Regions from separate parts of the Homo sapiens genome. Here region 2 is linked to region 1. Evidence: chromatin loops called from intact Hi-C (ENCODE). Cell type or tissue: mammary epithelial cell. All regions are shown on one strand. Links, peaks and the distances in the headings refer to the core of each region. The heading gives the core; the rest is flanking DNA. Region 1 has its middle 82 kb from the start of LINC02957. Region 2 overlaps AUH (AU RNA binding methylglutaconyl-CoA hydratase).

Evidence for each region. Hi-C counts contacts between places; a loop is a spot of excess contacts. Peaks named below come from ENCODE experiments on the same cell type or tissue, not always from the same donor. Only the 100,000 strongest peaks of a DNase experiment are listed, where the experiment ranks them.
Region 2: it touches region 1 in a loop (3-fold over the local background); 5 of 110 quality-filtered maps call a loop at or near these places.

What each region holds. Positions count from the first base shown.
Region 1 is chr9:90,913,194-90,917,593 of GRCh38, forward strand. No RefSeq gene overlaps it. Among named protein-coding and RNA genes, the nearest start is that of LINC02957, 82 kb to the right of the region's middle. RefSeq lists a silencer at 1,817-1,966. In mammary epithelial cell, for the core only: CTCF peaks have their summits at 1,891 (motif pointing right) and 2,681; DNase peaks (open chromatin) are centred at 1,898 and 3,378.
Region 2 is chr9:91,251,806-91,256,205 of GRCh38, forward strand. The region is part of intron 6 of AUH (AU RNA binding methylglutaconyl-CoA hydratase); the gene reads right to left. Among named protein-coding and RNA genes, the nearest start is that of LINC02937, 91 kb to the left of the region's middle. In mammary epithelial cell, for the core only: a CTCF peak has its summit at 1,945 (motif pointing left); no DNase peak of the experiment used is centred there.

The DNA.
Region 1 (4,400 bases), core at 107-4,106:
TGGCCTGTCGAGATGACCAGGTCACTGCAAGGCAGGTGGGAGAATTCCAGGTGCAAACATTGTACTCGAAGTGTCCTATCCCTCTGCCATTGTTTACCTCTGCCTAGTGGTGTTGGGGCTGAGAAACACTGGCCTGTGAGGATGTCTGAATTCAGAGACTCTGATTCAGCCAATCTCAGCCATGGCTAATTAGCATCAATAAATGTGTCTTATTGTGGGTCTTTCCTGACGACTTTCAAACCAGCCAGTCTGGCAGGACACCATGCCACTTCCCTCCAGAGCAGACCAAGCCCCTGTTTTCTCCCCCAGCCCCAACTTCAAGCCTGCATGGGCCCCAGGGTGCCCATCGTCAGCCAGAGAATCAGGATCTTCCGAGTCACCTGACTTTCATCTCTTAGCAGCTGTATAACATCCTAGATGTCCCCTCATAACCACTCTCCTCGGTGGCTGGGACAGGTGCCCAGAAGTCACCTGGATGGGGGTGGGGGATCTCTCTTAGAAGCCAGATTCCTCCCCCTCCATGCTCGGGAACTGCCCCACCCCATGCAGACTCCATGGGCTTTTCAGGGACAGGACCCATGAAGCTGCCCACATGGAGGCATGGAGCTGTGCTGGGACCCGGGGAGGCCAGGAGGGCAATGCTGGGCTCTGAGACTGCCCTGCTGTCTGCTGAAAAACCTGGTGGTCCCTGTGAAAACAACACCCGACGCCCAACGTGAGACCGTTCCTGGGGAATGGGCAGGTGAAAGGCACAGGTGGGTGTTTCCCAAAGTCCCTGCTCAAAAAACAGTGACAGAATGAGGGTCATATCTGCCCAGGGCCATGTCCCAACCAGCTTCCGCTCCCTGGGGGTCAGACCTGTCTGTGTAGGTTTGTCCAGACAGACTGGTAGAAAGATCAGGCCAGGTCCAGCTGGCATGTTCTGGCTCTGTCCTCTAACCCTGCAAGGCCAGGGTACCCCAAGGTGGGCAGCTATAATCCCAGAGCTGCCCCCACCACACAAGCCCCATGGACGGAGCTGCATCGCTAAGTCCCACTCCACCCATGTTGCCTGGTGCCGTGGGGAGGAGCAAAGGAGATGCTGTCCCTGAAGTCTGACCAGAGCCTGAAGCTGAGGGAAGCCCGGCGTGGCACCACGTCTCCCGCTCCAGTGCCGTCCCTCTGGCCACCAGCCCAGGTCACAGGCATCCAGCAACAACTGCAGCATGGACTCTGGGTCTGTTGGATGTGGGCATGGCTGCTGGCTCACTGCTAAGTCAGGGAAGCACCACGTGGCCCACGCTGTGGGCCCCTCCAAAGCCACTGTGTTCCAGCCCAGTGCCCAGCCCCAAGTACCGTGTTATAATGAGCGGCGACTGACGTGACCCAAGGCAGCCTCCCATCCAGAGCTCCTGGGCCCAGGATGTGAATCTCAATCCCTGATGAGTGCTTATTCCTGAAGCCCCAAGGTAAGACAAGGGACCCTGAGCTCTGGGGTTTCACCGTGTAGACCCCCCAGGGCTGGGGTTTACATAAAGAATGGCCATCCTCAGGGTAGTTCCTCAAGTAAGCAGTAGTGGCAAATACTGCCCACTGCTGCTGCACTCTCTCTCACTTCGGGGGGTTAATTTCCTTGGTTTGGGAATTAAATTGGCTTGCCAATTTTAAAAGGCAAACATTACCAGAAGGACAGAGGGAAGGAAAAAGAAGGGAAAGGACAAGAAGTGGGGGTTGGCCATGGAGCCATGTCCCTGACATGGGGTGGGAAGGCCTGGCCAGAGTGCTGCTCTCCAGGGCAGGAAGGAGGCAGCTTGCAGGGTGCCTCTCCGCACGGGGACGGCCCACTTGGGGCAGACAACTGAGAGTTGGACTGCACAGCAGCTCAGGGCTACTTCTCAAGTGCCCACTAGATGGCAGCCAACACCTGGGCATGAGCTGGTCCCAGCCATCCACCTGGCAGGAAAGGGACAGGCTACCTACCTCCTAGGTTATGCCTATTTTTATGAAAGTGGAAGAGACACCAACTGCATGCACAATTGGAATCGCGTTTCAACAGGTACAGAAATAATGTATTAAGTGATTTATATTCAAAATAAGTGACTGGCAAATGACTGCTCTATTCAGAGAACCCATATCTAATCTTTGAGATCACAGTGTTGTCCAGCAGAGGGGATTGGAATGAGTTTCTCTAACTCCACTTGCTAAAGGTCAGCTTGGTGTGGACTTGTTCTGTTAGTTTGACATTGAAATGCAGTCATTTTGGAGTCTTTGGTCTCCGAAGGTGGGATGTAGCGTGCTTTAGCTAGAAGGGAGCCTTCGCCCAGGCCTGCTAGCCTCCAGCCTGGAGTCCTTGGGCTGTTGGGAACTGAAGGACTCGTCACACTTTTCCCGGAGGCATTCCGGATGACAGGAGTGCTCAGGTTCCCCACCTGGAGCTTGCTAGTCCAGGCTTTGATTAAGGGAGATGTGAAAACAAAGTAATGAATTTATGTACTGCTGAATCAATATGGTGTGGAGGGACCCTACCTTACAGAATGTAGGGTCCAAAGAGGTGACAAAAGAATCTCAGATCTAATCCAGCCTCTGCTTTCCAGGTGAGGACAGTTAATTTTCAAAAATCTGCAATGGACTGAGAGCAGGGATCCCGTCACCACCTGCTCTGAGCTCCACTGTAGTCCCGGCCTAGCCTTCTAGCACCTTCCCAGGGGGGGCGCCATCGGCAGTCTTGAGTAGATCCCACTTCAGGGCTGGCTCACAGCTTTTCTTGATTTCCAGACGTGAAGCAAAGCCAAAGGTGAGCCACTTTCTTGACACATCCAAAAGAAATTTTGAGGAATGTCAAAAGGAGTGACTGGCGGTCCTTCCTGGGTGGTAAGAAGCTATGTATTTCTTTTTTTTCTTTTTCTTTTTTTTTTTTTTTTGAGACTGGGTCTCACTCTGTTGCCCAGGCTAGAGTGCAGTAGTGCGATCTAAGCTCACTGCAACCTCCGCCTCCTGGGTTCAAGCAATTCTCCTGCTCAGTCTCCTGAATAGCTAGGATTACAGGTGCATGCCATCACATCCAACTAATTTTTTATATTTTTGGTAGAGACGGGGTTTCATCACATTGGCCAGGCTGGTCTTGAAATCCTGACCTCGTGATCCGCCCCCGCTCGGCCTCCCAAAGTGCTGGGATTACAGAGAAGCTATGTATTCCTACGCATGTATTCTCACTGCCTTTCAGCTAACTGACAAGGCGGCCTATGGACAGCACCAAACAGAGGTAAGGGACTTACCTGGGCACATTACTGTGAAGCCAAACATGTTGCTCAATATGTCAAATAACCAGCTCCCCATAGTTCTTCTGGGAAGTTCCCATCCATGCCCAGGGAGATGACTCTGGGACATAAACTATACACTCTGAATCAGCCTCCAATCGATGGTGTTGTTTGTCCCATAGCCACGACTCACTGGTCCGGGAATCAGGCAGTGGAAATGGGAGATACACCACTCACCATCACCCCTAGTGAGCCACTGGCAACATTTTTGCTTCCTGTTCCCACAACTTTATGCCCTGCTAGCCTAAATGTCTTAGCTCCAGAGGGAAGAATGCTTCCACCAGGAGATGCAACAATGATTCCATAATTTCTACAACTTCCACAACTTCCAACTGGAAATGAAGACTGTCATCCAGCCATTGTGGGCTCTTCGTGTCTCTGAGTCAACAGGCCAAGAAGAGAATGATATTGCTGGCTGGGGTGATTGATCTTGACTATCAAAGGGAAATTGGATTGCTGCTCCACAATGGAAGTAAGGAAGAGTATGTCTAGAACATAGGAAATTCCTTAGGGCGTCTCTTAGTATTACTATGCCTTGTGATTAAGCTCAATGGAAAATTCAGGAATGAAGGTTTGGGTCACTGCACCAGGTAAAAACTCATAACCACCTGAGGGGCTTGCTGAAGGCAAAGGGAATACAGAATGCGTCGGTGGAATAAAGTGGTTATAGATACTTACTGTGGCCATGTGACCAGTTACAGAAACCAGGACTGTAACTGTTATGAGTACTTTCTCCCTGTTTTGTTAAGAATACATTTGTGTGTATGCAAAGTAAGCAAATATCTTTTTTTCTTTCCTCTCTTATTCCCTTATCCTGTAACACACAATACATTGACTTTATATGAATACTTAAGTATTGTCAATCTTACATTATAGTATTTAAATTATGAGATATCAAGGAGAAGAGTAAACATCACCGAAGGCCCTTGCCTTCTCTTGTGGGGAAGGGATTAGTGAGTTTTGGGTTGTATGCAAGATAGGCAGATAGCATGACATTGGTATTGTCTTTATTTGAAGATTAGCATAGTTTAAGAAGATGCCTTTTGGTGTTAAGTTGACAAGAAGTGGACTTATGATGGTTAATTTTATGTGTCAACTTGCCTG
Region 2 (4,400 bases), core at 281-4,280, 340 kb after region 1:
ATAATGTGGTAAGGGGTTGATAAATATTTCCTGCATTCCAGTACCTTCAAAGGCCTCCTTACTGTTAAACGGTTCAAGTCTAACTGAGCTCCAGATGCTGTTGACAAAATCTATCAATCTTCGGTCAACCTTTTTATTTTTTTTAATCTCTTTTTACTTTTCAGGATTTTCTTTTTTTTGAGACGGAGTCTTGCTCTGTTGCCCAGGCTGGAGTGCAGTGGCACGATCTCGGCTCACTGCAACCTCCACCTCCCCGGTTCAAGTGATTCTTCTGCCTCCGCCTCCTCAGTAGCTGGGACTACAGGAGCCCGCCACCATGCCCAGCTAATTTTCGTATTTTTTGTAGAGACAGGGTTTCACCATCTTGGCCAGGATGGTCTAGATCTCCTGACCTCGTGATCTGCCTGCCTCGGCCTCCCAAAGTGCTGGGAATACGGACTTGAGCCACCGCAGCCGGCCGAATTTTTTTTTTTAGGAAAAAAGTAGTAGGCATTTAAAAACAAAACTTGTACATATGGTCAAGGAAGAGCTACACGTTAGTATGATGCCTTGGAAAAAAAGCATAAAACAGCAGCAGGTGACACATATCTAGTTCTTATTATGTGCCAGGCCCTGTCCTAAGAACTTTATCAACTTTTAATTTTCACATAAATTCTCTGAGGTGGTGCCATCACCCTCATTTTGCAGAACCCCCAAGAGGCTGTCATTGGCAGTGTGACCACATCCATCACTACGCTACCTCTCTCTCATGACAACAAAGACTGTGTGTGGCCATCTTCACTGACTCCCAACCCCACCCAGCTAGAGTAGCATAAAGGGCAGGATGGCACCTGGATTACCAAAGAGGCAAGATATTAGAAATAGACAGCAAAAGAATACTTGAAGTGCAACACTACTAAGGTATCAGTGGATGTGGATATAATACATATTTTGACTACATTAGAATAAAAGCTATCATAAAAGCCTTAAGGCAAAGAAACAAAGCCAGTAGCATTGACCTTTTGACATGGAGGTACCAAAACAATCTTTTAATTTTTACATTTTTACTACTGGACCATAATCACATATGATATAGCTGTATATGTAATGAGAATACGCAAACTTTTTGCTTCTGTAGTAGTTGTTAATACCAGTGATTTTTTTGGTTGTCTTTTTCTATACATCCAACATATGGTTTAAAATTTTTGAAAGTATGCTAGGGTCCATTACTCTTCAGAGAATAATTCATCATACAATTTCTTAAACAAAGCCCTTTCACTATTTGAAATGATTAAGTTTACCAAGATTCTACAATAATCTTTCATAAATACAGAATGAAAAGTAAGCTCGTACCTAATAAACATTGCAACCTCGGACTACATGACAAATTACTTCTTTCTCAAGGGAAATTTGAAAAAATTAATTTACTAGTTACCATTCTAATGTTTAATAGATGCACAGATTAGGGCTTTCTACATGGTATAATGTAAAGTGAGCAACTAACTAGAACTCTGGAAATTTATCAGATACTCTGATTTGAGAGATTCATATTTATCAGAAAATCATGACTTACAGCCTAAAAACTAAACTTGTAAATAATATTTTTGTTATGATGTTAAATTTATAAACACATCCCACCAAACTCTGTGAAAGCAGAAAATAAATTATGGGGTATAATAAAACACCCAAGAAGAGGTAAACCTACAGTATTATTTCATGGGCCTAAGGCTGTATGTACTGCATGCTCATCACAGTAAACCTCCTAGCCCAGAACAAACACCTTTCTATTTACATTGAACCAAATTTTTTGTCAAGTGTAATGAGGAGCTGACTTTCACGGGTTTGTGGCTCTTCTCTGATCCCTTATCTTGGTATCTAGAGAGCTAAGGACTGCAGTCATCAGGAGCCTTGCAAGCTGCTCACTGAAGCAGTTTCTGTACCCCCTTGTGGGGCTCCATGTGAATTAACACTCAGCACCTCCTTTCAGATTAGTCTATCAAGGTTATCTAAATATATCACTATGTGGTGGATAATCTTTGTATACTTTAAAGTGTTAATACAAGTAATTCTTCTGCATACAAAATTGTATTTTAATGGTATGAAATAAAGCACAATTTAAGGAGACAAGCTATAAATATGTTGTGAAAAAATTAACGTTAAGTCAAATAAATAAGCTAAGTACAGAGTGAAAATAATTACATTTCCAACTAATTACATTTCCAACTAATTACGATGGAAATAAAACTAATGTCCTTTCTGGCATACTTAAAGATTGATCCATAAACAAATTCACAGAAAGAACGTTAATAAAGTAAATCTGAATTGTCTTCAGTGCACAGGCCTCTCCCGGAAAGCAGACACAGGAAGACTGCACATCTGTGAAGAATATCTCTGGATGGTGTGCACAAACTTACTGGTTGACTTGAATTTCCCAGATTTTATAACTTGGGGCTAAAATAAAGGTAATGTAAGAGGATTAAACAAAGCACTATGGGAGGAAGCTGCGGAAAGTCTTCCCTGAGCAGGGGCACTGGGAACAAGAAGGCCTCTCCCAACAACAGCAGGGGCCTCAAATGGCTGAGACGGGGTGCAGACAGGATGGGAAGGGCAAAACTGAGCAATGAAAATAAAGTGTTCAATGCCAGGATGAGCTTATGCTTTCTTTAGTAAGCAATGTGAACCACTGGTTTTGATGTAAAGTTCATTTAGCAATCATGGATATAAATGTATGGAGGATAGAATTCCAGAGTTTAACTGTAAGATGCTGGATTAGCTCTGAGGGCAGGTAACAGAAGACTAAATTAAAAGTGTGATAGTAGAAACAAAAACGAATTCTAAACATAAGAGATGGGTAATCTAAAATAGCAAGCTGTCCATATCTCTTCAGTTAATAAAACATGTCAAGAACTGCCTATATTGGCAACCATTCGTATGACATCAATGCAACAATATGTTTACACTGAACATCATTTTCCTAATATCACAGCACATCTCTTAACTAACAAAAATCCTAAATGGCAGAATGGGACAATCAATATATCCTTAATTACCTATGTGACCTTGGAAAAGGTTCTAAGACTCAGTTTCCATATTTTTGATATGGGAGTAACCTACCTTTTAGACTTGACATAAAACTAAGAGACAATGGAATAATTCCTACCCCAGGACCTGGTATACAGCATAAACTCAAAGGAAAACTGAATCTGGAATTTATAGCCTGGAATTGAAAACATTTCAAACTGTCATACCAAAGTTGGAATAAAGTGTAAGGTTAGATTTATAAAAGGGTTTATATATTTAAAAAGTTCTCATCTCGGCCAGAGGTTTGGAATTGTAGACTTCTAATAATCTTATAAAGTCACTAAACACTAGTATGTATATATTAGTATCAGAGCAAACTAGTTAAATGTTGGCATGATATTAACCCTCAGATGAGTAAATATAGTCACAGTTAAACCCAGCATAAGAAAAGAAGTTTCATGTTCAAAAACTCTAAGAGCGATCATCCATACACTGACTGTATCTTTTGTTAAGATTTTTAAAAATTGTAATGCTTTCATGTTATATCGTCCCGAAGGAGTGGTTTCTGTTACAGTATCATGAAATATAGTGACATCAAGTATTTCATCTAGTTCTACTGTTTACGTGCTTTTGCTGTCCAAGTGTGTAATGTGAGTGATGGCAGCACTACAAAAGAATGTAGTTTTTAAAAGAAAAAGCTTTGCCCAGCTGCTTGTAATAAAATAACCAAACCTCACAGCAAGGGCTGATTAAGATAAAGATAAATATAGTAACAGATGCATAAGTCTGAAATAGATCTGAGAGAAACTGTTACAGAAGGATATTTCCATGACTGTCCTGATAAGCAATTTTTAGTGATTAAATATGCCTGGGCATATATATCTATTTTTTCATATAAAAGCTATTTATACTGCCTCCTTACAAGTTAGTAGTCATAAAATAATTTTTATTTTCAACTATCAAGTGCTAACTTGGTACACAGCAAAGTGATCATTTAGAAATGACATTTATTATTTATAATCAAAAGTATAATGTGAATTAACTTGGAAACTGTCATCTTTTTTCTCTTTTTCATTTTCAAAAAGCAAGCTAGTTGCTCATGAATTGAGGCTCTATAAGTTACGCAGCTCTATTTTAAAAATACATAAGCTCTAAGTTCTGGCATTTTATCTTCCATTTTATAGGAATTAAATATAATTAAATTTAAATAATGTCATGTAAACATTTTATTTCAGTTATATCTTATCTTAGAAACAACAAAGATTGATCATTTGTAATATATGGAAGTACTTGAAATTGCTTTTGGCTACTCCATTAAATCAGTTAGTGAGGCTTATACTGTAAAACAAATATGCTTCTACCCAGACTGTAGCAATTAAGCTTATGATTTATTTAGTGGC